Linked DNA regions of Homo sapiens: regions 1 and 2 are each linked to region 3. Evidence: read pairs that join two places in POLR2A ChIA-PET (ENCODE). Cell type or tissue: A673. All regions are shown on one strand. Links, peaks and the distances in the headings refer to the core of each region. The heading gives the core; the rest is flanking DNA. Region 1 overlaps AMBRA1 (autophagy and beclin 1 regulator 1). Region 2 overlaps ARFGAP2 (ARF GTPase activating protein 2). Region 3 holds the start of CREB3L1 (cAMP responsive element binding protein 3 like 1).

Region 1 (10,183 bases), core at 2,800-7,799, 220 kb before region 3:
GGCTCATGCCTGTAATCCCAGTACTTTGGAGGCCGAGGCAGATGGATCACAAGGTCAGGAGTTCAAGACTAGCCTGGCCAAGATGGTGAAACCCCATCTGTCTAAAAATATAAAAATTAGCTGGGCGTGGTGGCGGGCGCCTGTAAACCCAGCTACTCAGGAGGCTGAGGCAGAGAATTGCTTGAACACAGGAGGCGGAGGTTGCAGTGAACTGAGATTGCACCACTACACTCCAGCCTGGGTGACAAAGTGAGACTCCATCTCAAAAAAAAGAAAAAAAAGAAAAATTTCCCCTGTAGTAGGCAGAGGTACAATAATGAAAAGTCTCAGAAAAGTAAGGGGCCTTCCTGAGGATTAAGAATAGGCTATATGGTACCTGTCGAGCCTCAATGTATTTGTAAAATACATACTTTACCTGAATTCTAGCTCTTACTGAGGACTTTGATTTATTGCTTAAAAACGTGTAATATTGCTTAGCAACTTTAGAATTAATACTTTAGGATTCTAGAATTAGAATTACTGGGCAAGTAAAATACATATGAATATTTGTTAAGAGGAATGCAGAAGAAGAGAAAGAAAATGGAACACGTCTGGATTGTGCTTGGGCTTAGAATGGGAAAATACAGCAGGAAAGAATTACGCAGTGGGGGTTTGGGGGAGGAAGACATAACCCTTAGATTTATATGCTTATTTTTTAACATAAAATGCACAATAGGAATGTGGATTTGCATAATGTAGGCAGATGAAATTAAAAGGTAACATAAGGGAGGAGAGGAATTTGTAAATGGTAATTATCTCTTGTATTACCATTCCTTGGAGAAAAATGAAGGCTCTGTAGTTCCAGGAGACCTATGCTATTAGCTATTCCCTATGAATGATATCAGCTGGGGCTGTGCCTTCCTTCCAGAAATCAAAGCCCTTGCATATGTGCACAGTCATTGAAAGTAGAGACTGGGGCCTCAGTTTCTAACCAGCAGCACTCCAGTAAGGAAATGAGTTGACCAAGATCACTGTGCTCTCCAGGGACAGGAATACCAGCTAGGCCTTCTGTTGTCTGGAGATTGAGTAGAAACAGAGCAGCATAGGGAAACAAAAATTTTTTAATAGTCTAATTGTCAGCAAAGTCAACTGTATACTGTCAAGAGGACAGTGGCCTTTTGAGCTTTTTGCTGCAAGAGCTTCATTTATAAAGGCCCAAGTCAGAGCCATTTGTCACTGAGGAGCAATGACAACCTGACTGTCTGGTCAGGACTCAGACAGCAGTCTGTAGGTGCATTTTTCATTCCTTCAAATTACAGCCTCTCTCCGAGGCAATTAATCCTAGACATTTAGCAAAAGAGCTGCTGCTGTGTTTCTCCCTTGTTCTGGAAATACATCTTCTTGTATTCAGCACTTATTTTGGATACTTGATTGTTTGAAGGGTGTTTTTTTTCTGGTAAAATCTTTGATAAGAAAGTATTTTTCCCCCTACTCCTTCCCAAATACCCCTCTGAGAGTTAATCAGAGATGCACAGAGTTCAGCAACTGGGAAAGCCATTAATAACCCAGCCAGCTTCTATCCTGCTGGCTCAAAGTCAGCTTCAGGCTGTTGGAATTGATGAGGGTTTCTCTGGTGTTTCCCTGAAAAGTATTCCTCCTATGTTGGAGGAGCAATACCAACATATTTGTGTACTCTGTTCTTCACACTTTTAAGTCATTACCCTTGGAAAGGGTGTTGGCTATGTTGTTAGAGCCCGGTATTTAGCACCCTTCACTGTTCCTAAACTGTCTGGGTCTGCCTTTCTCTCACTTTTCATCTGGCAAATATCTTCCAATTCACTCATATTCAGCCTCTGCCTGCCTGACCAAATTTGTCTCCTTCTATCTCATAGAGCCTTGGCTTGATGTCGACCTTGTATCAGCACGGAAGTGAGTGGCAGATTTCTGTGTAGTTTTCTAAGTATATCATTATTTTAAGTACTTTTAATTCCTGTGCTCTTCTATTGGAACTTATCCCTCTCCCTTCAGTTCTTCCACTAAATATCCCATGCATTGAAATTTCTTTTCCCACCCCAACCCATTATCTCTGAATCTTCCCCTCTTTCTAAACTATAGAATCTAGAGAGTCATCAGTTACTGTTTCTGCCTTTAGTTATTTGGAACTGTGCCTTTGGTCCAGGATTTCTGTGTACCAGTACTAAAACTGATGGCCTTTTCCCCTCTTCCTGTCGAACTCGTCCTTTTGTAGTATATTTTGACCTTTGCCACCTTACCCATTCCGGTATTCAAGGTTTTACCTGCTCAGTAAATGTTTGAGCTGGTTTGGTTATAGGCTATTTTATCCTAGAGGTCTGTGGGTTCTTTTCTCCCATAGGCAGCATCTCATATTGTGTTTATTATGTTTCACATTTTCCTGGTCGTGCTGGGTCCTCTCCTGTCATTTCTCCTTCAGAGTTCTCAACACTTGGAATTTGAAATCTGCTCTGCCTTGTATTGAGATGACATTTAGCTCCTATTTCTCCATTCTTAGCCAAGATGTTAAATAAACTGAGGACCAGCATGAGCACCTCCCCTTACTTAACATGTTGCCTCTTTTATAGTGCCTCGTGTAACCTTCAGTCTGAGACTGCGTGTATTTGAGCCAGCTGATCTCATTCTTGTTTTCCTTTATATATCCCCCACTAATCTCTAAACACTATAAAGCCATTATCTCTGACCATATTTTGCACCCTCTCTTTTCCATCAGTTTTTAAAAATGTTGGTAAAATACACATAACATAAAATTTATCATCTTAACCCCTTCCCTTTATTTTTTTATTTTATTTTATTTTATTTATTTATTTATTTTTGAGACAGAGTCTTGCCCTGTCACCCAGGCTGGAATGCAGTGGTGCACTCTTGGCTCACTGCAACCTCCGCCTCCTGGTTCAAGCGATTCTTGTGTCTTAACCTCCCAAGTAGCTGAGATTACAGGCGCTCGCCATCACGTCTGGCTAATTTTTGTATTTTTAGTAGAGATGAGGTTTCACCATGTTGACCAGGCTGGTCTCGAACTTCTAACTTCAAGTGATCTGCCCGCCTCAGCCTCCCAAAGTGCCGGGATTACAGGCATGAGGCACCACACCCAGCCCCCTTCCCTTTTTTTTTTTTTTTTAAATGAAGGGATAAACTGAATCAGAAAGAAATTATATTTAGGTTTTAATAGCAACAAAAAGATGCTTGTGACCTACGTTGTACGGGCCCACATTTTCCCCAGCCCTGGGGTTTGCCCCTTTTTCTCTGTTGTCTTCTTGTGTTCTTTCACCAAGCTCTGTGTTACCTTTGGGCACTGGCAACTGCTCAGTACTGTCCAGTGCACTGGCTTCTCCTTCCCTGCTCTTCAGCCCTTCTAACGAGAGATAGATTCGTGTTTGTTGTCCAGAAGGAGGTGAATCTTTGGATCTTGCAGGAGCAAATTGTCAGCTCTGTAATGTGATTCTGGGAAGGCCAGCTCTCTCTCATGGGTGTGGAATAATTAGATTTGACCCATGATGCTTCTTTTCTAGCTTTATTTTCTATTTTTTATTTTATTTTATTTGAGACAGAGTTTTACTCTTGTCGCCCAGGCTGGAGTGCAAAGGCGCAATTTCAGCTCACTGCAACCTCCATCTCCTGGGTTCAAGGGATTCTCCTGCCTCAGCCTCTGAACAGCTGAGATTACAAGATGCAACACCATGCCTGGCTAATTTTTTGTATTTTTTTTTTTCTTAGTAGAGACAGGGTTTCACCACGTTGGCCAGGCTGGTCTCGAACTCCTGACCCTAGGTGATCCTCCTGCCTCAGCCTCCCAGAGTGTTGGGATTACAGGTGTGAGCCACTGTGCCCGGCCTGTTTTCTATCTTTCTTTAAAGAGATGAGAGTCTCTTGTTGCCCAGGCTGACCTTGAACTCCTGGACTCAAGCAGTCCTCCCAGGTAACTGAGACTACAGATGCACACCACTGTGCCCAGATAGTTTTTTATCTTTTTGAGGCTTAGAGGCCTCCACCCTTTCCCCCGCTTAGGATCCTTTTTAACTTCAAAATATTTTCTAACTCCTCTTATGATAATTAGTTGTACTTTGTTCAGTACTAATTGATAAGTGAAATATACGATAATGAAAAGCTATCATGAATTCAATTGTACTTTTAAATGAATTAGTAATTTATCACAACAGTAGTATATTTGAAAAATAATAGTATGCTTAATTTGGAAACTGTCTTATTTGTTTGATATTCAGCTACTCTGTGTACATGTATAATTTGTGGGCTCCCCAGTAACTGCAGTCTGCTGGTCAGGAACTCCTGATTCCATTGTTCTCTTTAACCCCCCTTTTACATTCCATATAGTCTTATCTCTTTCTCCTTGCCCCTCCTTTCATCTGCACAATTTCAGGTCAAAGGAATAAGATATGTTAAGGAACACAGTGTACGCTTTCTCTTTTGGGAAAATAAAAACCAAATACTTTCAATGGATCAGCTTCCAATATCCCTGGTATTGATTTGTCATTTAATGCTCGGCAGCCAATTCTACCAAGATATAAAAACCATCATAGACTTTTGTTTCTGGCTTGTGAAGTTCCCAGTGGTCCACTTAAAAGCCAAGTGTTGCCTTAACTTCGGTTTCAGGGCCAGTTTGAAGATTATCTCATTGATTTGAAGATAATCCAAAGGGAGAATTCAGAAAATATCCCAAATCAAGCTCTCAAAGGTTCATTTATTTTGTGGAGTTGGTTAAGCCGCTCATTAACTGCTCTGTCCAGCCAGTGCCCTTTGGCTTATTATTCTTTTGATGTACTGGAAACTAAAACATGTGAAGCTCCTTTCCTCTTCTCTTGTAGGAAGCAGTGAAATGTAGTGGAAAGATCTAGGACTTCAAAGTCCAATCTTCCTTGAATCCTGCCTTAACCACTTACTAGTTATGTGACCATGGTATTTACCTCTCTGGTCTTTCGTCCGCTTCTCTGTAAAATAGTAATAATACTTCGTGGCCTAGCCAGAAGAATTAAATGGGATAACATATCAATAACCTTTGTATTGGAACCTAGCAGATACTTAATAAATGGCAGTTACTACTATTGCATGGACTGTTAACAGTCCATAAAGAAAACACCCAGACTTTGTATTCAAATGACCTAACATAGGATTACGTTTTCTAATATTCTTCACCATTGACAGTCTGTAAAAGAAGGTACTGTCTTTTTCTTGTGCATTTTTTTTTCTTTTACCTGTCACTGATTTTTCCACATGGAAGACCTAAACAGATTTCATTTGAAGATAACCATTTGCCAAATGAAATTGGTGGGGGAATTTTTCTTCCTTTAAGACCTCCTCCCACAGCAGGCGTCTGGATAACAAGTAAAATGATAAATAATGTAAGACAACCCCCCAAGACACATTTTTCTTGCATCTTTCAATATAGAAAAAGTTTATATATATCCATTCCAAATCCTAAGATCTAAATGTGGCTTCAGTTTGAGACGCTAAGGGACCACATTAACTCAAGAAAAATCCTCCTCTTTCCTGAGCTGTTGGTAAATGCTCATAAATCTCTTAGTTGAGGTTCTCCAGAAATATGTTTTATTAATGTGCTGCCTAATTAGTGAGCAGCCAGATGACTAATTTATGTGGGGTCCTCTCCTAAGTGTAAGAATGTCATTTTGGGGATGTTTCCTTTTTGGGCTGGTGGATGATTCTTCCTTAGTGACTCTCTTATGTGTAGTGTTTTTATTTTTTTCAGGGACAATGGTGACAGATCCAGGCACCGAGCTCCACGCAATGCCCGGATGTCTGCACCTTCGCTTGGACGCTTTGTCCCAAGGTAAGAACCGAGTTGCTAGCAACAGAGGGAGCCTTCGTTAGAGCCTAGGATTTAGTTTTAAACCTACTTTCTGGTCTTTGAATTGTCCACATCTGGCATTGTTTCCTAGTGGGCCCATAGCCCAGCCCTGCTGTCTAAACTCTTGACGGATGATGGTTAGCCACATTCAAAAGAGATGAAAAAGTGGTGCTGGGAGAATCCTGTTTAAGAACAGAAGTGTTGGGGGAACTTTAGAAGGAAGGGCAGAAAAAGATAGATACAAATCTGCGGAAGGACCAATCTTGGGAGATTTTATTTCTTTCTGGGCATCTGTGGATTCAGTGGGTCCCTTAGCCCAGATTTTTCAGTGTAGGTAGTTAGTATCTGTTTCGTGGTAGTCTTTAGTCAGCTTTTCACATGTGATTCCTTCTTGTAGGCGTTTCTTGCTGCCTGAGTACTTGCCTTATGCTGGGATTTTTCATGAACGTGGACAGCCTGGCTTGGCTACTCACTCTTCTGTTAACAGGGTCCTGGCAGGTAAGGAAATGTTTCTTTGGCTTTTGAAAATGTGAAGGGCCAAGGAGCCAGATAAAGCTTCTCCCTCCTTTACCTATGTTGATGTGATGGTGTCTTGGCATCTGTCTGAAAATTCTATTTTGGGGTCCTGGTTTGATATTCAGTTCCTTACTTGAAGGCAGGAAATGGCAGGGTTGAAGAAAAATGTTTCTCTTACCCTATTCCCACTTTCCCTAGACCTTTTTTTTTCTTTTAAATTATTTGTTTAAACCATTTGTTTCTTAATCCAGCAATTAAATTCTAGCTATGCTTTTAATTGAATGATAAAGGTGCCGTGTTTATGTTTTGGTTGGTGAGATACTCATGAGCCAGATCCTGTGATTTAATTAGGAGCTTAGTGCACACCTCTCCACTCCTTTGGTACTGCCAGCATGTGGAATTTCCAGGCAGTGTGGAATCTTCTGAGGAAGGAAAAGAGGGAGACGCCCTTGGAGCTGGCTCAGAAATCTCCACAGAACAGAAAATGGGCTAGGCAAGCCCCACTGAAGCAGTTTTATTGTTTATTTACTTATTTATTTTTGAGACAGAGTCTCGCCCTGTCACCCAGGCTGGAGTGCAGTGGCACGATCTTGGCTCACTGCAATCTCCACCTCCCGGGTTCAAGCAATTCTCCTGCCTCAGCCTCCCGAGTAGCTAGGACTACAGGTGCCCGCCACCACGCCCAGCTAATTTTTTGTATTTTTAGTAGAGAGGGGGTTTCAACGTGTTAGCCAGGATGATCTCAATCTCCTCACTTCGTGATCTGCCTGCCTCAGCCTCCCGAAGTGCCGGGATTACAGGCGTGAGCCACTGTGCCTGGCCAGCAGTTTTATGATGGTTGAATAGCTTAGTGACAGATGTTTTTCGGCTGTGAGGCATGACGTGACTGTGTTCTGAGACGTTGTGTGTGCTATTGCTTCTGGTCAGTCTCTAGAGAAGGAAGTAAAGCAGAATTCCATTTTTATATGTGGCAAAGGTTGTTTCCCTGTCACAGTCTTTCCCTACCTCCCTCCCACCTCCACTGCCGACTTATAAATTTATGAATGCAAATGCATAAAAGGTATAAAAATCAAGCCACATTTAGAGGTATCTTTAATAAGCATCTTTATTAAAAGTTTTAAAATGACATTCTGTTTTGGAGAATCTGGGCCATGTGATGGTTAAAGGTGGGGAGGGATCTACTGAGGCAGTGGCACTGTCTGACTGTGAGAATGTTACAAGCTTTATCTTATGATTTCTAACCAAGCTGCTGTGACAGCATCAAGGCCATGGGATCTGGCCTTTCCTAAATAGTATGTTTGATCCAACATCAATGCTTAGAAATTCCAGAAACCTCAGTGGTTTCTCTGTCAGACACCAGGACTTCATAGGCTCTGGCCTGGCAGGAGAGCAGACTATACCACAATCTCCTGACAGCCTCATCTGAGGAGGCTCTGGCCCTAGTTGTAAAACAGATGCTGTGGTCCGTGCCTCTCCTTGCCTGGCACTTCTGTGTGGCTTAACCGAAGGCACGTTAAAGCTTTTTTCACTGGCAGATAATAACTTGCTGCCAGACAATACTCTAGAGCTCTTCTCCACCCTTCTTTGTTCCAGACATCTGCCTCCACCACCCCATACAGCACCTCCTGCTTCTCTACTGCCGGCAGATCTCTGTTTCCTTGGCATTTAGCTTTGGGGGAACAGCTGTATGTTGTTTTTTTCTGCCTTGCCTCCAAGACCTCCTTACTTCAATTTCCTGTTTCCTACTTTATGCCTTGTGGTCTGACCCCAAATGGCCTAATTACACTTATGGATGCCTTTGAATATAGGGGCTGTGTTGCAGTGGGCAGCTGTTTACAGATGTGAAATCTGAGAAAATCTATCAAAGGATGCAGAATGCCATTAGGAGAAGGAACTCTAGACTCCCTAGAACCTCACTCTTGAGTTAGATTAGCAGATGGTTTTCATTCACCATTAAACTAGTTTCTACCAATTTTTCAAAATACATATTACAGAGTATTTATTTATCATTCGTTGATATTTTGATGTCCCTCCAGATTCTATTGGCAGTTGTATCATTTGTTTTCTTCTCTTGAGAAAATTCCAATAATAATAATATAGCAACAAAAGCCTAACATTTATTGAGCACTTGCTATATACTAGGGAGTGTTTTACGTGCTTTACACATATTTCGTTTCTGTCTTGCAGTAATCATATGAGATAGGTGCGATTACCTAATTAACAGTGGAGGAAACTGAATCCCAGAGGGCTAACTTGCCCAGAGTAATGCAGCTAAGAAGTAGAAGAATGGAGCCAGTAGTCTCTAAACCACCTTCCCGATCCGCCTCCTCGTAGTTGTTTTAAAGGACAAAACATTAAAATGTCATTCTTTTTCTTAGGACTTTATAAGAGGGAGAGAGCTCCCAGGGAACTTCAGTGTTTTTCTTGTTTGTTTTAATTATTCTATTTAAATGGTTCCTAGACATAGGTTTTTATGATCCAGTGGTGCTTGCTGAGGAAAATCTTATTATGTAACCGCCCTTTTCCTGAGCCTTCTTGCCCTCCTGGATACAGATGTTTTGCTTTTTATTAAACTTACTTGTGATCATGTAATTGAGCTGCTATAATAATAGCTTTCAGAGTGAAAGAGCAATTGACCTTTTAGCAGTAAGCACTCCCAATTTTCCTGGAAAGGCACTTTGTCATGTATGATTGGAATGAGATTGTAATGGTCCCAGAACAATTACATTTAGCAGACATTTGTTCTACAGCTGTCATATGCCAGGCAGTGTTCTAGGTTACCAGAGTGAATAAGACAGACTATGATCCCTGCCTTCCTGTAGCTCCAAGTCTAGGTGGTTAGCCATGACTCAGTCTTACTCCAGACATAAGTGGAACTTTTGCATGGTGAATGGCTTTTTGCAGGGATGAAGCTTGGAAATTTGGCAGACCTGGAGGGACAAAGCAGACACACACCTGCAGTTTTAGGGGGTGTGACCAGTACTGTAGTGCCAAATGAGTCTTCAGTGGACCCTAAGCAAAGCCATTCAGAATCATCAACAAAAATGGGTTTGCGGAAAATCAAGATCCGTTCTACTTCCTCCCACAAGAGACTGAAAGCAATAATAGAAAACAGAAGCTACTATAGAAAAGTGTTATAAGGTGAAGAGTAAGTTATTGCAAAAAGAATTTTTAAAATATTAAAAAATAAAGAGAAAAGTGTTTTGATAGTCTATTATTCATCTCTTCTCCCTTATCTTGGTGCCTTCACCTGCAATTCTGTAGGTTTCTGGTAGCCTCCAATTGGTCATCAACCCAGGCCTTTCCCCATCATCATCAGCAACACAAATTCTAGACCCATACTTAAAGAGCTGTAAGTACATTTAAAGCTATTGCAGCTCTACCAGGTAAAATTGTGGGAGAACATACAAAAGTCTGAGGAGCTCCCCCTGCTGACATTGTAGCAGACCACTAGCTCTGTGTAGTCACAGCAACTGAAATGATGGAAATGAAGCTGAGTGCCTACCGTGGACCAGGTACTGTCTTTCCCACGTTATCTCTTTTCATCTTTGCAACAACCCTGTGAGGTAGGTGGTAGCATTTCCATTCTGTAGGGAAGAAAACTGAGGCTCAGAAAGTTATGTCACTTGCCCAATATCACTGTGAGAGGCTGACCTGGAATTTTAAACCGGGTCTTCCTGACTCTTAGAAGAGTTCTGTTCTGTCGTCTGTGCCATGTTTTGTTTGAGTTCAAGTAGGGAATATCTGCCAAAAGGTTCTTAAGCTTATAATATTTTTCTGCATGTTTGAGGCCTCATAAAAGTGAAATAAGAAGCTTGGCATTTGACAGCTTCC
Region 2 (10,183 bases), core at 2,122-7,121, 890 kb before region 3:
AGGTGGTGGTAGTTAACTGTCTTTAAGTTAGGAGAATGGGCTCTGGCTCTAAGTAAATAGTGAAGGGGTTGGGGTGGGGGCTGCTTGTCTTCCTGCTTTCTTCCACAGTGAATAGCAACTGTGATCTTGTTTGCTACCCTCCAGTCCCTTTCCTCATGGGTTTGGAGTATGATTTCTTGTCCACAAGGTGCTTGTAGGTCTTGGTGCTTCTTGCCAGCAGGAGTGGCTCACCGAGGCATCTGTGATCTGGCCTCCTTTTCAGCCCCCTGCCTGGGATGCGCCAGCCACTGAGCCTTCAGGGACCCAGCAGCCAGCCCCGTCTACAGAGAGCAGTGGCCTGGCACGTGAGTTCAGCCCAGATTCCAACCAGGTGCCCTGGTCCTAGGAGAGGACTCAGGGTTTGGAAGGGGACATCTGGCCATGACAATAGGAGCAGGGGTCCTCCTGTATCTTTGGGTGGGCCGGGATTCATTTTAATCCTTGGAGGAAGTGGTAGATATTCCTTTTATCTTTTGGTGGCAAGCTGAGGAAAGCCACCGATTCTTGTCCCATCACTTCTTTCAAGGGGAGGTTGCAGGAAGCTAGGAGCTCATCTCTAACTCCTACCATTGCATCCACAGAGCCGGAGCATGGCCCCAACACAGACCTGCTTGGCACCTCACCCAAAGCCTCACTGGGTCAGTATGCCAGCGGGCAGGCGTGGGGTGTCTGGGAGAGGGTGGACCTCAAATGTTCTTTTCAGAGGTCCTACTGCCTGGCCGTGTGGACAGAGGCCACAGGAGACTGAGCATCTATCTGATTCTCTGGAGTGGGGACTGTGATTGAAATAGTGGATGCAACACTGATTTTAGAGCCAAGCCCTTTGAATTGATGAATCTGGGTGGGCTGGTGTATAAGGCCTGGGGTCTGCCTCTGAGTGTGGGGCTGGGTCTAGCCAAAGTGTTGGGGAGGCCAGCATGAGACTGGACACCTATCCCTGGGCTCTGAGGCAGGGCTGGCTTGTCTGGTGCATTTCCGGGGGTGGAGGGACAGCTCTGAGCTGCCGAAGGCTGGAGGTGACATTGTTCTTTCTCAGCCAGTACCCCAGCCTGTCCTTTAACTCTTTCCTACATTTTCCTTAGTGTCTTTCAGACTTGGTTCAGGGCGAACAGTCCATTTGCTGACCTCGGTTTGTTCTGTTGACTCTTGGGGGTTGGGGCTGGAACCCAGCAGAGTGACTGTCAGACTGATCCATGAGAAGGCTGGCATAGCTTGGTCTGAAGCAGGGCTTCATAGAGACCGCTGGGCTTGGGAGCTCTGTGGAGGCTCTGGGGTGGGCCTCTTGTTAGCCACAAGTCTGTTTCTCCTCCAGAGTCCGTGTATCTGTCAGCTAAAGGGGCCCTTCCTGCCAGAGGTAACTGACAGCTGCTTGGGGAGCCCAGCCCCTGTTCTCAGCTTCCTGCTTTAGAAGCGGAGCCTGGTGCTCACCATATGCTCCCTGCCTCGCAGTCTTTGTTTTGGTTCAGGGAATTTGGACGTCTCTGGTGCTTCGGACGTCTCTGGTGCTTCAGGTCTAGGTTCCTGTCTCACTCTGCTGGGTGCCAGTAAATACCCCAGCCACGTCTGTCTTTGGCTTTGACACCGCTGGTTGGAGCTGGTGGTGGCAGCTTTGCCTTCCCTTGCCTGAAGCTGTTCTTAGGAGCTCTTGCCATGAAGCTGCATGGTGTATACTGAGCTACTGCCTCTGAGCTGCCTTTGTCTTAGCTCATGCCTACCCGTTTCTCACGCAGAACTGAAAAGCTCCATCATTGGCAAGAAGAAGCCAGCAGCAGCTAAGAAAGGGGTAGGTGGGGAGAGGTGGTATGGTAGAGGGGTTAGGAGCTGGGTGCAGGCTACCTGGGTTCACTCCTTGACCTTACCACTTACCAGCTATATGACTTTGGCAAAGGTACTGTGTTTCTCCGAACCTCGCCTGTGAAAGGGATTTAAAGATTTAAAGGGATTTAAAGCCTGTCTTCAAGGGCTGCTGGGAGGAGTCGGTGAGATGGAGCACATCTAGTGCTTGGCGGAGTGCTTGGCACATACTTGGCCCTGTCAGCATTAACTGCCGTCCTCAGGCCCGGGCTCTGCTGGGGCTGTGTGAGCCGCCCATGCCCAGCTCCAGCGGAGCACTATTGTCTTGGCCATGCTGGTTGGGCTCCTGTTTTTTACCCTAAATTTTAAGAAGGGCCTTTTCCTTGTGGGTGTGGCTACAGTGCCTGAACCTGGGAGGGATCTGAGGAGAGTGTGATTGGGAAGGCCCCTTACATGATTCTGTTCCCAGCTGGGTGCCAAGAAAGGCCTAGGGGCCCAGAAGGTGAGCAGCCAGAGCTTCAGTGAGATTGAGCGGCAGGCTCAGGTGGCAGAGAAGCTCCGTGAGCAGCAGGCAGCCGATGCCAAGAAGCAGGCGGAGGAGTCCATGTAAGTGTTTGCTGCCGGGGCCTCAGGCTTCTGCGGGGCTTGGTGGGTGGGTATGTTGGACAGGTCAGGATGGGTGGTGGCCACTGACACCTTTGTTCCCCCTAAGGGTCGCCTCCATGCGTCTGGCCTACCAGGAGCTCCAGATTGATCGTAAGAAAGAGGAAAAGAAGCTACAGAATCTGGAAGGGAAGAAGCGAGAGCAGGCAGAAAGGTTGGGCATGGGCTTGGTATCCCGAAGGTGAGGCTCAGCTCCGGGTGTGGCAGGGAAATGCCGTTGTTTTCTGGGAACCATTGCGGGGCCTTCCTAGCAGTTTGGGATGCTAGGCTTATTGTTTCTCCAAGTCTGAATAGATCACTTGGCTTATTGTTCTAAAGTCCCTAATACAGTGCTTGGCGCATAGTAGGTATGTGCTCAGTAAGTTGAATGACTGAATAGGTATGTGAACAAAACACAGGATCAGGTGTTATTTCAGTATCTTCAAGAGACTAGGGTGGTTTTTCTTGATGGCACTTTGAGTCATGGGACAGTTTATTTTTCCAGACCTCCCTGAGAATTGCGGTGCATTTAGTATCATCCTTAATTCCTGTCTAGAGATGCCATTTGTGCTCCCTGTAATACCCTCACATATCCCCCACATTTCAAATGCCCTCAGTTTGGGTGGAATCCTTCCTGTTTCAGAACCACTCGGTTTGCTGTGGTTTTCTTTCTTTTTCTTTTGAGACAGATTCTTGCTCTGTTGCCTAGGCTGGAGTGTAATGGTGTGATCTCAGCTCACTGCAACCTCTGCCTCCTGGGCTCAGGTGATCCTTCCACTTCAGCCTCCCAAATAGCTGGGACCACAGCCGGGAGCCACCATGCCCAGCTAATTTTTTTACTTTTTGTAGAGACAGGGTTTTGCTATGTTGTCCAGCCTGGTCTCGAATTCCTGGGTTTAAGTACCTTGGCTTCACAAAGTACTGGGATTACAGATGTGAGCCACCATGTCTGGCTGCTATGGCTTTTTATTTTTATTTTTTGAGACAAAGTCTCACTCTGTCACCCAGGCTGGAGTGCAATGGCACGATCTTGGCTCACTGCAATCTCTACCTCCTGGGTTCAAGTGATTCTCCTGTCTCAGCCTCCCAAGCAGCTGGGATTACAGGTGTGTACCACCGTGTCTGGCTAATTTTTTGTATTTTTAGTAGAGATGGGGTTTCACCATGTTGGCCAGGCTGATGTCGAACTCTTGACCTCAAGTGATCCACCTGCCTCAGCCTCCCAAAGTGCTGGGATTACAGGCATGAGCCACGGTGCCCGGCTTTCTTTTTTCTTTTCTTTTCTTTTTTTTTTTTTTTTTTTTGAGATGGAGTCTTGCTCTGTCACCCAGGCTGGAGTTCAGTGGTGTGATCTCAGCCCACTGCAGCCTCCGCCTCCCAGATTCAAGCAATTCTCCTGCCTCAGCCTCCTGAGAAGCTGTGATTACAGGCATGTGCCACCATGCCCAGCTTATTTTTGTATTTTAGTAGAGATGGGGTTTCACCATGTTGCCCAGGCTGGTGTAAAACTACTAGCTTCAAATGATCTGCCCGCCTCGGCCTCCCACAGTACTGGGATTACCGGTGTGAGCCACGGCGCCCAGTGCTTGGATTACGGGCGTGAGCCACATCCAGCCAGAGCATAACATTTTAACTTGAAAGGACATTGGGTCTCCCTCCTTTCCCTGCTTCAGTCACATAGGAATGACTGGGTTAATAGATGACTGGGTTAAGGGATGACCAAGGGGTTAAGGCATATGAACAGTTTTTTAGCAGTGCAACAATTGTTTACTTAAACCCAACTCACCCTATTTATTTATTTGAGACAGAGTTTCAATCTCGTTGCCTAGGCTGGAGTGCAATGGTGTGATCTCAGCTCACCACAACCTCCGCCTCCGGGGTTCAAGCTATTCTCTTGCCTCAGCCTCCACACCTGGCTAATTTTGTATTTTTAGTAGAGACAGGGTTTCTCCGTCTTGGTCAGGCTGGTCTCGAACTCCCGACCTCAGGTGATCCGGCTGCCTCGGCCTCCCAAAGTGCTGGGATTACAGGTGTGAGCCACCATGCCCGGCCCAACTCAGCCCTATTGCAAAATAATCACTCCTTGGGGTTCTTCTAGCTAAAAGCTATAGATATTTTTTAATGAATTGATTTAAATCAAATTAGTCCTTAAAGTGTCCTTGTGGAGCCTGACAGAGGAATGAGAGGCATCAAGAGTTGTATTGTATTGCCTGCCAACCCTAGACCCCTTTTCTTTGAGAAACGAGACAGCAATTCTAGGTCTTAGTGCATAAGGCCAGTCTTTGTGCTTTGAGGTGCTTTTTTTTTTCTCTCTGAGACGGAGCCTCGCTCTGTTGCCCAGACTGGAGTGCAGTGGTGCGATCTCGGCTCACTGCAAGCTCCGCCCCCCAAGTTCACGTCATTCTCCTGCCTCAGCCTCCCAAGTAGCTGGGACTACAGGCACCTGCCACCATGCCCGGCTAATTTTTTTGTATTTTTAGTAGAGACGGGGTTTCACCATGTTAGCCAGGATGGTCTCGATCTCCTGACCTCGTGATCTGCCCGCCTCGGCCTCCCAAAGTGCTGGAATTACAGGTGTGAGCCACGGTGCCTGGCTTTTTTTTTTTTTAATAAAGAGTAGGATGATGAAGAACTCATTCTTTGATGCAGTTATGTTCATTTCCCTGGTGCTGGGGCATTTCTTCATCCATTCCTTTGCTTTGTGAACCCCATCAGTGAAGGATGGGGTTCATAGTGCACAAGGTAGGGAGTTGTTCAGGACAGAGACCACTGGCATCTGGTGCACAATATTAAAATTACAACACGAGCCAGGCACAGTGGCTCACGCCTATAATCCTGGCACTTTTGGAGGCCAAGGCGGGTGGATTGTCTGTACTCAGGAGTTTGAGACCAGGCTGGGCAATGTGGCGAAACCCTGTCTCTACTGAAAAAACACAAAAAATCAGCTGGGTGTGGTGACGTGCACTGTAGTCCCAGCTGCTCGGGAGGCTGAGGCACAAGAATCGCTTGAACCTGGGAGGTGGTGGTTGCAGTGAGCCAAGATTGCACCACTGGACTCCAGCCTGGGCGACAGAGTGAGAATCTGTCTCAAATAAATAAATAAAATTAAATTATAACAGGCAAACCGTCACTGGCCAGGGAACTCCTACGTGGAATAAACAAAGCTGATGTGTAAAGAATTCTGAGGTGTGCTTCACAGGTCACCACACACAGCTAGCCTTCTGTTGGGGTCTGGCCCAGCCCTGTGCTTGGGTAAGGACAGAAGGCTCTGGGTGACGCTCCGTGAAGGAGAACCCAGTTGCTGGGCATTGTCTCTTGTGCGGTGATGCTGATGCCTATCCTTTGGTCTCATGCCTGGCTCTGCTTTGCTGCGCAGCTCTGTCTCCCACTCCGTGCTGTCTGAGATGCAGGTGATTGAGCAGGAAACCCCAGTGAGTGCAAAATCCTCTCGCTCGCAGCTGGACTTGTTTGACGATGTTGGTACTTTCGCCTCTGGACCCCCAAAGTAAGGCTGTTTTCTAGCTGTAAACTTGGCTGCTGTGTTCCTCATCAGGCTTCTCTGAGCCACTCTACTGTCTCCCTAGGTACAAGGACAATCCCTTTTCCTTAGGGGAAAGCTTTGGCTCCCGCTGGGATACAGATGCTGCCTGGGGTATGGACAGGGTAGAGGAGAAGGAGCCAGAAGTGACCATCTCAAGCATCCGGCCTATTTCAGAAAGGTAGAGTGGGCTGTTTTTTCTTTTTTCTTTCTTTTTTTTTTTTAAACAAGCTGAAGGTAGAGAATTCTAAGGCAGCACTGTCTAGAAGAACTTTCTGTGTTGATGGGAATGTTCTCTGTGTTGTTTAATATGGTAGCCACTACTATGTGGCTATGAGCCCTTAAAATGTGGTTGGTGCAACTGAGCAACAATTTCTGATGTAGTTTAATTTCTGATAAACGTAAATAGCCACCAGTGGCTGGTGCCTGCCTCATTAGACAGGGCAGCAGTCAGGCTTCGGTTTGAGTTGTGCTTTGTCATCATAGAGGGCCTGGCAGCTTCTTTTGCTTGGGGTCCATTTCTCTGGCCGGAGGAGCCTGATTGTATGCTTCAGTCCTGACCTCCTTTCAGGGGTTTTATGTCTCCAGCCCCCTTCTTATTTTTTAAAACCCTACTCCATCTTAATCTGGGATCTGTTTAGTTGACATAATATCTGTGAGTTATCCCCGTATAAAATGGGAACGTAACTACTTCATAGGGTCTCCGGAAATACCTGGCCCAGTGTCCACATACTCAGCGTGAGATGAGAGCAACCATCTCCCTTTCCACACCAGGATGCTTTTGAGAGTAAAGGGGGCAGTTTGCTATTCATAGTTATGACAAGAGTAGGTATAAAGCCAGGCAGACCGACACATATGCTCATTGTAGTACTAGGCAAGTTGTCACTAGGATTAGGGTAGCAGCAGTTGTGTGGCCTCCTGAATGCTGACGAAGCTGTGTGCTTTTGGGCAGGAGCCTAGGCCACTGCAGGCTGTATTTCCACCCTGCCTAGTGCAGGTTCCTAAGCTCTCTGGGCCTTGGCCTCAATGTGGAGAAGGGTGACTCCTCACCAGGGGAGAGGGGCCCAGAGCCACAGAGCCACAGACAGAATGGGACCTGGTAACCCATCACCAAAAGGCCACTGGTGCTCTGTTTGGCCTCTGTACTCTGCCTCCCCTGATGATAATGGGAGGAGTCCGAGATATTCCACATCTTCCCCTCAGAGCCACAAACCGGAGGGAAGTGGAGAGCCGGAGCTCAGGCCTCGAGTCTAGTGAGGCGCGTCAGAAATTCGCAGGAGCCAAAGCCATCTCATCTGACATGTTCTTTGGGCGGGAGGTGGATGCAGAGGTAAGTGGGGCTGTCTGCCCTGAGGTCCGAGGCAGCAGGCAGAAGCATGAGCTTTCTCCCTGCCGCTGCTTTGGGCTTTAGCACCAGGAGGGCCTGGCCTGTGTGAGTCCTTGGGTCATCAGCCCCAAGATCCCCAGGCCTGGCCTTTTCCTCACCACAGTATGAGGCCAGGTCTCGGCTGCAGCAGCTCTCAGGCAGCAGTGCCATCAGCTCTTCAGACCTCTTTGGGGACATGGATGGAGCTCACGGAGCAGGTAGGGCCCTGGTGGGGTGGCAGGCACCAAGTGAGGCCTGGGAGCAGGGCGGGAGGGCCCTGCTGTGACTGGGAAGGGCTTCTTGCTGGGCTCTGGGTCACCCTGCTCTTGTTTTACAGGAAGTGTATCTCTGGGGAACGTGCTGCCTACAGCGGACATTGCCCAGTTTAAGCAGGGTGTCAAGTCTGTGGCTGGGAAAATGGCTGTGCTGGCCAATGGTGTGATGAATTCCTTGCAGGTGAGGCTGAAGTGGGGCCTAATGAGGAGTGCTGGGAGGTTTGCCCTTCGCCACCACATAGAGACACTGCTACTGCTCAGCCCCTCTGAGCCTTAAGAGCATTTTCGGCCGGGTGTGGTGGCTCACGCCTGTAATCCCAGCACTGGGAGGCTGAGATGGGTGGATCACTTGAGGTCAGGAGTTTGAGACCAGCCTGACCAACATGGCAAAACCCCGTCTCTACTAAAAATACAAAATTAGCTGGGCATGATGGCGTGCACCTGTAATCCCGCTACTCGGGATGCTGAGGCAGGAGAATCGCTTGAACCTGGAGGTTGTAGTGAGCTGAGATCATGCCACTGCACTCCAGTCTGGGTGACAGGAGTGAAACTCTTGTCTCAAAAAAAAAACCACAAACGAAAAAGCAAGAGTCTAGAGAGAGGCATTTTCTTGGAGGGCAGCTTCCTTCCTTTCAGCTCCGTGCCAGGGCCGGGCCTCTCCAAGATGCCTCTGTGTCTGCCATGATCTTCCCTGGCCTTGTCACCTGTACCGCTCTTTCTCTTCTCTTCCCAGCTTCTGTGAGGCCAGGCAGGGCTTCCCTGTTGTCGGGTGCCCGAGTGGCCGCTGCCCCAGCTCTCACCGTGGACTCCTGCCTCACCGGGCTGTCCAGCCCCTGCCTCCCCAGTCTTGCTGTGGGGTGCTGGGGCAGGCAGTGTGTTTGCTGGGAAGCTGCTGCAGCTTAGAGCCTCTGACTTTTTTTTTTTTTTTCTCCCCCCTCGCCCCCAGGATCGCTACGGTTCCTACTGATCCGAGCTCTGTGACTCAGGCTTACGATGGTGACGGCAACAAGAACTCCACAGTTCCCAGGCTGGGGATGCTTTGCCTTGTGGAAGCTGGGGAGGATTTGTTACTTCGTATGTGTGGTGTGTGTGTGGGGTGGCCTTTGAGGCGCTCACTCCTGTGAGGGGAATGGTCAGTACCAGCCCTTGTCCTCTGCCTGTGGACTGAGCCCTTTATTCCCTCTCACACCACCCTCCGTGTGTTAGACTCTTGTCCTTCTGTCCTGCCCCCACAGCTGCTGCTCACTTATCCTGCCATACTGGGAAAGGGGGTTCCCCCACGATGGCTTATTCTGGGTCCAGACTTTCCCCAGGTAGGGAAAGCGGAAGGTAGAAGGCTTTTTTTGCTGGCTCTAGGGTTCTTCTAGTTCGAGGCCTTGGGTCCCCATCCTCTGGAACCAGGGGGAGGCCTGGAAGGAGTTCACTGTAGACCCGTCCCATGGGGAAAGAGGCTGCGGACTTGCTGCTGCTGCTGCTGCCAGTGGCCTCTTCTGGGTGCCAGGAGAGGGGAAGGACCTTTGTCTGGGCGTTACCAAGGGCTGGAAACTTTACCTGGTACCTAAAGGTTTCATTTGGGATCAGACCGGAGACCCTTGGGTTCTCCCGTCTCACCACCCCTTTCTACAGTAAGCACTTGGAAGATTGTTTCAGGGTGTCTCAGGGTCCCTCTGTACCATCTGCTGTGGAATGCAGGACCCTCTGTGACATTCTTTATCCCTTCTTCCCCGGGTTGGTGGCCATGGAGGGTCTTGTCTGCTGTGATTCGACTCTGGATGCTGTGAGCTTGATGCTGGCCAGGGAAGCAGAGGATGTGAGAGGCAGAGGCAGGCTCCTGGGGCTGAGCTCCTTCCTCTGCATCATTCTGGGCTTGGCCTGGACAGCACCCGCCAGTGAGAGCTGTGGGCCTCACCCTCTGGCAGCTGAGCCAAGCACTGTCATTCTTGGTGCCATCTTCCCCTGCCGCACCGGCAGTCTCAGCCCAGCCCCCACCTTTGGGTTGTAGGTTGGGCTCCCAAGCAACACAGACCACTCTTCCCCTTGCCCCTCCCCCAGAGGGACTTGACTTTCTTTCTGGACTGTTTGTATTGAAACAAAGTGGTGTCAAAATAAAGCCCCTGCAGGGCCTGGCTCCCTGTTGGTCTGAGTGAAGCAGTGTCCTCTGGATCCTGCCTCCCTGCCCAGTGCCGGCCCCTGGCCTCACTCTCTGGGCTCCCACCGGTAATGGTAGGGCGTCGGTACCGAAGCTGAGGACACTCTCTCCAGGGCCTCCTGCTTCTCTCTTCTCTGAAAGCCAAAGGCCCCTGGCTCCTTGGCTCTGTGCTGCCGTGAGGTCCGGTGCAGCTTCGACCTCACCACCCTGTGGCACGCAGAGGAAAGAGCTGGCATTAGTTGGCCCTTTAACTCGCTGGCTGAGGGCGAGCGAGCAACCTCAGCAGTCCTGCCCCTTGTCACGGCAGTAGGCTTGACTGGGGATGGGTTTCAGTGGAGTTTAAGAAATATTTAACGCCGGGTACAGTGGCTCATGGCTGT
Region 3 (10,183 bases), core at 2,086-7,085:
CAGCTGTAGACTATTCTAGACCAGGGGCTGCAGAGGCCTGTGCAGTAGGGGGATGGCTCAAGGTAATGAGAACTCATTAAAAACCATGGAGAGCCCTTCCTGGACCCCAGAGACAGTGCAGGGTCTGCAGGACCTCGATGGCTGCAAATAGATGGGCTTAAGGACACTTTTCCCTCTTCTCTAAGAATGTGGGGTCTGGTTTGGGCCCCTTTTTCTTCATCCATCCATCCATTCATTCATCCATCCATCGATTTATTCATTCATCAACGGTTGTTAGGCACTGGGATACAGCAGTGAACAAGACAGACCAAGCCCCTGACTCAAGGAACTGTTCCCTCAACACTGGGGGAAGCAAAACCCAAATCAAACCTCTGCTCAAAACGAACTTAATGTTTTGATAGAGTAGGTATCAGAGGTCTCCTTTCTGAATAGGCACCCTGAGATTTGGGCTCCTCCAGTAGGTTTTTCATTAGATCTTTTCTAGCAGATTGCACTCTGAGACCAGAGTGCCTTAGCACTTCTGTCCTCTTTCCTGTTGGTGAGAACTTAAACAGAAACACACACAAATCTCCCCTTTTAAGGACTGTTAAAGGCCCACCCACAGACATAGGAACACCCAAACACACATACTTCTCTAATCTCCCTAAATCTCCCGAAGGCTGGGGGTGGGGGTGCCTCTCTGCTTCCCAGTTAGCTCAGGAGAAGCCAGGCTAGGCGTGTGGGGAGTAGCGATCAGCCTTAGCCCCCACCGCCTCCCCGCAATGCTGGGCTGGTCCCTGGGTCCCCGTCACTCCCACACCTGGCCTCCCCAGCTGCAGGGAGTAAACGGGTGTGCTGGGCAAACATCCTTGCAGCTTCCTGCTGCTCCCCTCTGAGAAAACAGACCTTTTCTTCCTCCTCCTTCTCCTCCCCACACCCTCCCAGCTGGGGCTTCTCTGGGATCCCAAGCCAGTTCCCTCTAGAGAAGCCAGACATCCCTTCCCCTTAGCCAGAGGAAGGAGGGGACAGCACACAGACCTAGTGTTTCCATCTGGAGAAACGACCTGCTCTCCCTCTGGTCCTTTATCCCAGTTCTTGGAGCCCAGACCCTCTCTCTCATACTGGCCAAGGGGCTGAAGGACCACAGAGTACAGTGGCTCAAGGGTGGCCACATCAGAAACCATGGGAGAGCGGGAGGGGCAGGGAGGAGATGCCCCCACATGGGACAGGAAGGGCAGCCCCCTTCTGAGGATCTCTGAGAATCGCATAAACAGAATTGCAGCAACATGAAGGTATCCTCATAGAAAGAAAAATAAGGCAGCCCAGCCACCTCCAAACACACTTGTCTTGACTTTGTGTACTCACTCTCCTGTCTGTCCAAGTGCATGCGTATTTCTTGCATAGTTGTTTTCAGGGTGAGCATACATTTTGCATTTTGCACAGAGCAACAGAGCACACATGATTTCCACATGATTTATGGCCCGTATCTGGATTTTTAAGGAGGATAGCGAATATTCTGCTCTCCATTTTCCAGACTGAGAGGCACACAGACGCCATCCCTACCCATCCTTAACCCTGGAAACATTTTCCTATCCTCATGCAGAATGAAGAAGTTGGGGGAAGGGTTGGAATGGGATCTCAGCTGGAAAGAACCTCGGATATGGAGATGGAGACCCCAGAGAAGGAAAGTGACTTGCTATGTTCACACAGCAACTCGTAGCTGAGCAATTCTCACTATCACGCCCATCCAGTCTCTATGGATCAAGCCAACGATGAACGTTACATGCCAGGCATTGTGCTACATAACCTTCACTTTAATTTTCTCTCGAAATGCTTACAGTAATGCTATAGTTCTAATATTCCCATTTTTCAGATGAGGAAGTCAAAGCCCAGAAGAAGAAAAGTCACTTTTGGCCGGGCGCAGTGGCTCAAGCCTGTAATCCCAGCACTTTGGGAGGCCGAGGTGGGTGGATCACGAGGTCAGGAGATCAAGACCATCCTGGCTAACACGGTGAAACCCCGTCTCTACTAAAAATATAAAAAAAAATTAGCCGGGCGTGGTGGCGGGTGCCTGTAGTCCCAGCTACTCGGGACGCTGAGACAGGAGAATGGCGTGAACCCGGGAGGCGGAGCTTGCAGTGAGCCGAGATCGCGCCACTGCACTCCAGCCTGGGCGACAGAGCAAGACTCCGTCTGAAAAAAAACAAAAAACAAAAAACAAAAAAAAAAACAAGAAAAGAAAAGTCACTTTTCTGAATTGTCCCGCTGGCTGGTGGCAGAAACAGAGACAGAATTAAATCTCCTGATTCCCAGCCCAAGAGTCCTTTCTCTCTTTCCTTAGGCACCCCATCTTCTCCCGCTGCCTCTCCTGGCGCTGCCCCAGGTGCGAGATCAGGAGCCTCCCCAGCAGGGCTTTTCCTCCCCAGTGTCCTAGTGCTGGATCCCACTGTCTGGTCGTGCCTCTTTTCCTGTGCTGGACCAAGGCCCAGATAAGCAGCTGGGGATGCAGGGCTGAATGGAGCAGCAGGAAGAGGCTTCGGGCGGCCGAGTTCATTCAGAAGAAAGCCCAACTCAGAGCTGCCAAGGGCCGAGAGAAGCTTACTGCAGGGCTCTACTGCCCTGCTTGACTTCAAGGGTCCGAGCTCTGACAAACCTCTTTCCCTCTGACTAGTGTCTTTTACCAGCTTCAAGAGGAGGTGTGGATCCCCCGATCCCTGCTGCTTTATTCCTGGGATCTGTGCCAGAACCATCTATAGGAAGACCTGATCCAACCTCTCCCCCATTTTACAGACAAAGAAACTGAGGCTCAGGGAGGAGAGCCAGTGGTAGGGGCCAAGCTCACAGGGGAAGCAGAGCCAGGACTAGAAACCAAGTCTCGCTGCAGTCAATGCAAGCCCTCTGCCCTTATACCCTTGTCTTGTCTGCTGAATTATGCTCTCTCTGCCTGGGACAGGGGCCTTCCTCAGAGCGCAGGGTGACCAGGATGTGCTGCTTAATGGAGAACAGGGAGACCTCAGCCCCCATGCCTCCTTGACTCCGGCTCCTGTCCCTTGGCCTGGTTCCTCACCATCAATCTAGTGGCCTGGGACAGTTTAGGTGGAAGTCCAAGATGCTCAAGTCCTCTAAGGACTTGACTCTTGCCTGGCCAAGTTTATCTTGGTCCTGGGAGGTAGAGGTCAGCAGGTAAAGAGTCTCAAGTGCTTGATCACAGGGTGTGTGTGTGTGTGTGGCGTGTGAACAGGCATGCACACGCAACTGGTGGTTCACTGAAGAGGGGGCTCCCACTAGACTCCCCAAACAATCCACATTTCATCTGGGCAGGCCCTTCTGAACCCAAATATTTTCTCCCATTCTAAGTCCGTGCCCCTCCCCCATCAAGGCCTTAGGGCTGAGCCTGAGAGAGGGAGGGAGGGAAGAAGAGAGAGAAGCCACGTTTCCTTAGGGAGGGAGGGGAAGAGTGAGAAAGAGGAGAAAGACAAGCTCACAGTCGGACCTAGTCAAGAAGACATAGGGAGAGGGAGAAAGTCAGCCAGACTCCAGGAACAGAGGGACAGAGCAGAGATCTAGAGGCAGATGGAGAGAAATGGCTCCCTCCTCCTGAGCCATCACCCTATGTTGCCCTGACCGCCTCTTCCCAGCCCCCAGCCTCAGGTCCCTCCCTGGGGTGGGGGGTCTCTGGGCCTGATTCCCTGGGGCTGCCAGGGTAGCACCCTGAAATTTCTGGGCCTGGCTTCCCCGAGGGGTCGGGTCTCAGGCCCTCTGAACGTTCCCCGGTGCGCCCCCCAGCGGAGATCCAGCCTATGAGCCACCGAAGCCCCAAGGGAGGCGCAGGAAAGGGCGCTGCCACTTTGCGCCCAGTCTGGTCCTGGAACCTGGGGTGGGTTGGGGACGGCTAGAAGACGTGGGTGGAGGGCGGGATTGGTGTCTCTTGAGCTCAGATCCGAGGATCGGACGGACCCGATACCTCGATGGCCCCTTCCCCCTAGAAGGTGGAGGCCAGTGTATTCAAAGATTGAGCCCCCAGGAGGGGCGCTTAGCTCCAAACACATGTCGCTCCTGGAGACCCTGCGCTGAACCCTCTCCCCGGCTCCTGCCCAGTGATGTGTAGTCGGGTCCTTCTAGGGGCCCAGGCGCGCCGCGAGGACGGGTGCCGAGGGGTGGAACGGGAACGGAGACCCTTCATCTTACCGCATTGTTGAGGAAGTCCGACTCGTTCAGATCCCCCAAGTCCAGGAAGCTGGATCCGGGGAACAGCCTGTCGGCCGGGAAGGGTTCCAAGACGGCGTCCATCGCAGCCGGCTCCCGGGACCCCCTTCCACTGGGCTTCCCTCACTCCAGGGCGGCGGCGCGCCCAGTCCAGAGCTCCTGCCTGAGCGCTGGCAAACGGGCGGGGGGCAGGTCCGGGGCGAAGCCCCGGGGGAGGGGCGGACGGAGGCGGCGCGGCCCCGGGTGGGGGGCGCGGGGCGCGCGGGGGCCTTAGGGCAGCGGCTAGGAGCGGGATGGGCTCAGGGGCCCCGGGCGCACCGTGGGCATTCAGCCGACTCCACCTCCTCCTGCTCCTCCTGGGGCACAGCTGGCTTCCATGGGGAGCCCGGGGTTGGGGCTGAGGGCTTCAGGAGCCCCCCGGACAGGGTGGGAGCCGGGGCGGGGGAGCTAAGTGCTCCCCCGAGACTGGGTGGCTGCCGGCCTCTCCTCTGTCTCTGCGTCTCCCTCCGCACGTCTTCTGTCACTTTCCTCTCTGTGAAACCGGGAACCCCTGGCTGGCTAGCCCAGCTGGCCAAGGCGCCACGCCCCCACATCAATATTCACAATAATTTAATATTAATGAGAAGAGGGCGTGGCTCGAGGAATCCTCTCTCCTTTTTTAAAGAGACATCTGCAACTTCGTCTTAGTAATCTCTCTTCTCTGAATGCTCAAGGTGGGGGCTTAAAGCAACAATAGTCCTGGAACCGATAACAGTGTTCCTGGAACATTGGCATTTTAAGGCTTCACCAACCACTGTCCCGTAAATTGATGAGGGAGCTATTTCCATCCTTCCAGCCTTATACTAAAGCCTGCACGAAACCCAGTCAGGGAATTCCATTTCACAGTCCCCTCAACAGATCTCCCCTCAACGGGGGAGATTTTCAGCTTTTTAAAAATTTTATTTATTATTATTACTATTTTTTTGACACGGAGTTTCGCTCTTTTTGCCCGGGCTGGGGTGCAATGGTGTGTTCTCGGCTCACTGCAACCTCCGCCTCCCAGTTTCAAACGATTCTCCTGCCTCAGCCTCCTGAGCACCTGGAATTACAGGCGCGCCCCACCACGCCCAGCTAATTTTTGTATTTTTAGTAGGGACGGGGTTTCACCATGTTGGCCAGGCTCCTCTGGAACTCCTAACCTCAGGTGATCCGGCCTCCTTGGCCTCCCAAAGTGCTGGGATTACAGGTGTGAGCCACCATGCCCAGCCGATTTTCAGCTTGTAACTCTCATTTCTCATCTCACCTGTTTCTTCTTCCAGGAAGCCTTCCCTGAACCCCCAGGCTGGAGCAGTTACCAACGGTATACACCCACAGGGCATCATGTGCTCACCTCCACTGTTTCCAGTCTAATGTGGTATTGTCCTTATTTGCTCACATTGTTTGTATCTGTGACCCCACTGAGCTGTGAGGCTCCTCAGGGCAAGGACAGTCCCCAGCTTCCCTCTGTGTGAAAGGGCTGGGTGAACAGCCAGAGATAGGAGAGTCCCCCTCTTCTCCTCGATAGTCAAGTCCCTCCCTACCCCCCAATGGTTCTGAAGAGCAGGAAGTTGGAAAACAGTGGTTCTGGAATCTGAATGAGCCAAGGTGCTGGCTGGCTGCACACTCCACAGTCACCAGACACTCCCAGGGCCCCGGGATCCATTACCTAAGTGGCTTGCTCCTGCGTACAAACTTAATCTCTTGAAAGGGCTGATAGCAATCGCCAAGCACCTGAACAAATGGAGGTGGTTCAGAAAGGCACTCCCTCAGAGGGCTGGGCACACTGTTTCCTGACCAGAAGTTATTAATAAGATTAAGCATGTCCTTTCTGTCTGGGACGTTTAATTAGCTCAGGAACCAAAGGCCTTTAAGAGGTAGAGATGTCATTGCAGCTAAGCCATGGATGTCACCAAAATTGCTCTCAGCACCAGGTGGGAGAAGGGTTCATACCAAGGCTGAGACAGCAGTTGTTTGCTTCCCTGGCAGGCAGGCAGTCACGTGGCTTTTCCCCACCTTATGATCTAGTTGACATAGTTCTGGAGAGTGAAGTTCTGACCTTCCAGGCTGTCACATGACTGTTAGCTCCCAGGCCTCCTGTAGAATTTGCTCCTGAGAAAGTAGGATTATAACCCATGCTCTGGGGACCAGTTCACCAGCCATGCAACTCCGAGAAGTAAGGCTGGGCCAAAAAGAAATCAATTCACTTTCACAACAGTGGCGGGTAGAATTAGGGTGCTGGGACCATGGGTGTCTTCCCCAAATGCGTCACATCTGGCCAAATGGGGACCATTCAAACACTGGGATGTGGCTGATACTTCTCAGGGGGAGGGGAGGGGTCTCTGGCTGGGTGAACAGGCTATCGTGAGTGAGCTCCAGCAGCAGGTGTCTGGAGTCCTGGCTACTAAGCTATAGTCCCTACAGGCCCCCAGGAGGAGAAAAAGTGGCCCCCCGCCTGAGGTTGGCTGGAAATTGTGCCTGTGTTCCTCCCAGCCTGCTCTGTAATTAGAGACACAGGTACCATTTAAGTGATTGGGGAAGATTATATAGTTTTAGATAAGTAGGATTAGAGTGTCCTCTCTTTCCTTATTCTTACCCAGGTGAACACCCCAGGAAACCATTGAAAATAATCCTGGGGAGCCATTCTGGTTCCAGCAGCTTCTGCGGAGTCTGAGAGGCAGAATCTCCCAAGAGAAATCCTGGGGAAAGGGGTGGCAGGGGGAGGAGGGAGACCAGGCAGTGTAGAGCCGGGCACACAGAGGAGTGTGATCATTTTCTTTCTGGAATGAAGAGGATGGCAAAGTCCAGCAGAGATGAGGATGATCGCAGATTTATTCACACATTCTACAAGCATTATTGAGTACCTACTGTGAATGGTTCCGAGACTAGGCACTGGAGACACAGCAGTGATTAAGAACCTGGATCCCAGAGTAAACGTGTTTGTACAGAGGTGGGTGGGTAAAAAAATGTTAAGAAGATGATTTCAGAGAGTGGTAAGGACTATGAAAAAATAAAATAGTGTGATGTGACTCTTTGGGTAAGGAAGGCCTCTCTGAAGAGGCCACATGTGAACTGAGAACTGAATCAAGAACTGGGGTCATTTATGGGGCAAAATGCAGGGAAAACATTCTAGGCAGAGGGAACAGCAAGTAGAAGAGAAAGAGGAGGAAGGCCGGACTGGGAAGAACAGGCAGTGGCGCAGGAGTGAGATGATGAGGGCGAAACCCCAATGCCCTACACAAACCCCGTACTTATGGCCACACTGAAGCCCAGGCTCTATTCTGTGCCAGGACTGGAAAGAACTGTGCCCACCTAAAGCCTTCTGTAGGGTGTGGTCAGTCACACATCCCTTCTCTCTTGTCTATTAAAGATTTTCCAGGAGATGAAATGAGATGTCTCCCTGGGTCTTAAGTCTGCCTTCTAACCCAGCAGGGAGGGTTTGCTCCCTCCCTCCCAGTTCTTGGGCCTGGTCCCACAACCCAACCCCCCACCAAGGCCCCTCCTTTACATCTGAAGGAGTTAGGGGATGGAGGCCAACGTTGGCTCTGCAAACACCACCTCCACAGGCCCAAATACTGCAGGTCACGAGAGGCACTGATGGCAGCTCCTTCTGTGACGGGCTCAGGAACACCTGGTTGCTGCTCTCCATGAGCTGTTCCAACTGTGAAGCAAAAGCTTCATGCATAAAGGCATCCCAACGCAGTCAATGACGCACAGGAGAAAGAGGACAGAGATAAGCTTCTTGCCTGTTCCAGACACTGAGGATCAGGCAGAGAGAGAGGCTCCTGCCAGGCTGAGCTGTGAGTAGAATGGGGTGTGTGTGTGTGTGTGTGTGTGTGTGTGTGTGTGTGTGTGTGTGTAGAGTCACTGCCCTTCGTTGGGTCTCCGTTTCCATAGCTATGAAATGGGCGAGGTGTTGATGCCCTCTAGGGTTTCATCCTCTCCAAGGATCTTCCAATGTGCCCTTTCCAGGACAGGGCCTGGGGAGCAGGGGTAGGGGTCGGGGGAGTGTGAAGGGCCTCCCCGCTCAGGAGGCCTGGTACTTTGATTATCCAGGCTTCTGCCCAGAGCCTCCAGGAGGGTGCAAGCTGGTGTTTACACTCAGCAGGCAGGCCCTGGGTGGTGATAATAAGGTCACCCAAAGTAAACTTGTCTTGTTTGCCTGGGTTGTAAAGGGAAAAATGCTTTGGCACACTCTAACAGGAACTTCTGAGAAATGAAAACATATTCATCCTGGAGATTAGACTGACTTCCGGGGTGCAGACGGGGCCCTCTGTTCTCTAGCAGCTCCCTAAATTGGGCTGCATGGCTGCTTTCCCTGTGCCCCCCACTGGGGCTGGACATGGAGCCTGAGGTGGCACTCTACCAGGAGCAGGGTGGGTTTCAGAACCCCAGCTCTCACTTAGTTTAGGGCTCTCCTTTCCACCCCTTTGGCCTGTGATCCCTTTCCACCCAACCCTGAACCATAAAAATACCGGACATTTATTAGTACTTGCTTTGTGCCAGGCACTAAATACTTTTTATCATCTTGTTTAATTCTTGGAACAAGCTTGTGAGATAAGTATCGTCTTTCACTGATTCTGAGATGCACATTTCCTCAATGTTTTAACATCTCTGAAATCAGAATGTGTCTTATGATCGATGGTCTGTCATAGTTTAATGGATGATGTTTTTTCCTTCCTGAAGTACATAAAATAGTGGTGCATCATGTAATTGATGACACCTTAGAATCAACATGATATTATTATCATCCCTAATCTGCAGATGAGAAAACCAAGGCTCAGAGAGTTTATATGACTTGCCTCTTCTCGTTTTATAGAAAACCAAGGCCTGGGGCCATCAGAGGCTTGCCTTAAGTCACCCAGCCTCATGAGGCAGATAGGACTGAAACCAGGGCCTCCCGGCTCCGCACCCAGAGCCCTTTCCACTCACCCCAGTTGAACTGAATTTGCTCACTGGGCAGAGGCAGGACTGGAGGGGAGGGCCTTTCTCCAGGGCCTTCCACAGCAGCGGGTGAATCACCAACCACCCTGCCTTGGAGAAAGGCCTTAAGATAGATTTTTTTTTCCTCTTTAAATTCTCTGAAGACTGAAGTTCCTTAAAGACTAAGAAAACACTTGCCTCCCTTCCAGCTCCTTTTCCTGGTAATTATTTTTGCTTCTTTTTCCCTGAATTTCTGCTCTGCCGTCCCATCTTTGGACTGGAAGCAGGCCCGCCCCTTGGCCCTCTGTCTGCCTGCCATCTGGGAAACAGCTCCACCCGCTTCCTGCTTTGCTCTCCTCCTGTTCTCAAGTCACCCTTCTCCCCTCCAGCCTGAATCACCTGCTCCAACTCCGCTTCTAGACATCTCTAGAACGCAGCCACCTGGCTCCCTCCCCAGAAGACACGCACTCAGGCATACCACCACCCTCCATCTCCTCGCTCTTGAAGTCTCCAGTAATAGGAGAGAAACCAACAAAGCCACTTGTTTCCTCCTGCCTTGAGTCCTCATATTGTTGGGGACACTCCCCTGCAAATCCTGCCCCACCTAGGGCTGGCAGAGCTGGAACTATGGGGCTAAGAGGAAGGGCAGGGGCACGGAAAGTTGGAGGCCTGACTCTGCCTACGACCTCCTGCTCTTGCCAAGCCCTTATCCCCCCAACCCACCGTGAGCCTCAGATTCCCCAACCTCCAAGGCTGGTGAGACTGAAGTAGCTTGTCCCCAGGAAGGAGGGAGGCAGCATCAGGCATTTAAATCAAAGGCTTTGCTAAAATGCATCCAGTCACCATGTGCTTCACTGGGGACTGATAACAGTCAAGGTTAAGCCAGGGCCTCAGATTCTTCCCTGGAAAATGAGGGTCTTAGCTTGGTCTCTGAAATCCCATCCTCCCAGCTCTGAAATGCTATGATTCTGTCTCCCTCTGCCCAGAAAGCAAATACGGCCTTTGTGTGTGAGGAGTCTGAGTGTCCCCTGGGCAGTGATTGGCTGGGAGCTAGGTGTGC

What was found. ChIA-PET counts read pairs that join two places held together with the same protein. Peaks named below come from ENCODE experiments on the same cell type or tissue, not always from the same donor. Only the 100,000 strongest peaks of a DNase experiment are listed, where the experiment ranks them.
Region 1: POLR2A ChIA-PET joins it to region 3 with 6 read pairs; 2 of 35 experiments call an interaction of 5 or more read pairs at or near these places.
Region 2: POLR2A ChIA-PET joins it to region 3 with 9 read pairs; 1 of 35 experiments calls an interaction of 5 or more read pairs at or near these places.

The regions. Positions count from the first base shown.
Region 1 is chr11:46,489,756-46,499,938 of GRCh38, reverse strand. It overlaps AMBRA1 (autophagy and beclin 1 regulator 1), which reads left to right. Exons shown (of 18, transcript NM_001387011.1): 10 at 5,735-5,815; 11 at 6,231-6,331. Among named protein-coding and RNA genes, the nearest start is that of MIR3160-1, 43 kb to the right of the region's middle. In A673, for the core only: no CTCF peak of the experiment used is centred there; a DNase peak (open chromatin) is centred at 5,578; H3K27ac peaks cover 1,167 bases.
Region 2 is chr11:47,163,920-47,174,102 of GRCh38, reverse strand. It overlaps ARFGAP2 (ARF GTPase activating protein 2), which reads left to right. Exons shown (of 16, transcript NM_032389.6): 6 at 263-344; 7 at 621-677; 8 at 1,770-1,822; 9 at 2,303-2,439; 10 at 2,546-2,677; 11 at 5,852-5,980; 12 at 6,060-6,194; 13 at 7,217-7,343; 14 at 7,504-7,597; 15 at 7,717-7,835; 16 at 8,601-9,802. The coding sequence ends at 8,621. It also overlaps a transcript of CSTPP1 not described here. Among named protein-coding and RNA genes, the nearest start is that of ARFGAP2, 7.9 kb to the left of the region's middle. In A673, for the core only: no CTCF peak of the experiment used is centred there; no DNase peak of the experiment used is centred there; H3K27ac peaks cover 693 bases.
Region 3 is chr11:46,272,198-46,282,380 of GRCh38, reverse strand. CREB3L1 (cAMP responsive element binding protein 3 like 1) reads right to left here and starts at 4,719. Exons shown (of 12, transcript NM_052854.4): 1 at 4,168-4,719. The coding sequence starts at 4,269. It overlaps LINC02489 (long intergenic non-protein coding RNA 2489), which reads left to right and starts at 7,954. Exons shown (of 3, transcript NR_183622.1): 1 at 7,954-8,000. In A673, for the core only: CTCF peaks have their summits at 3,558 and 3,771 (motif pointing left); DNase peaks (open chromatin) are centred at 2,480, 3,400, 3,790, 4,770 and 1 weaker place; H3K4me3 peaks cover 1,680 bases; H3K27ac peaks cover 1,317 bases.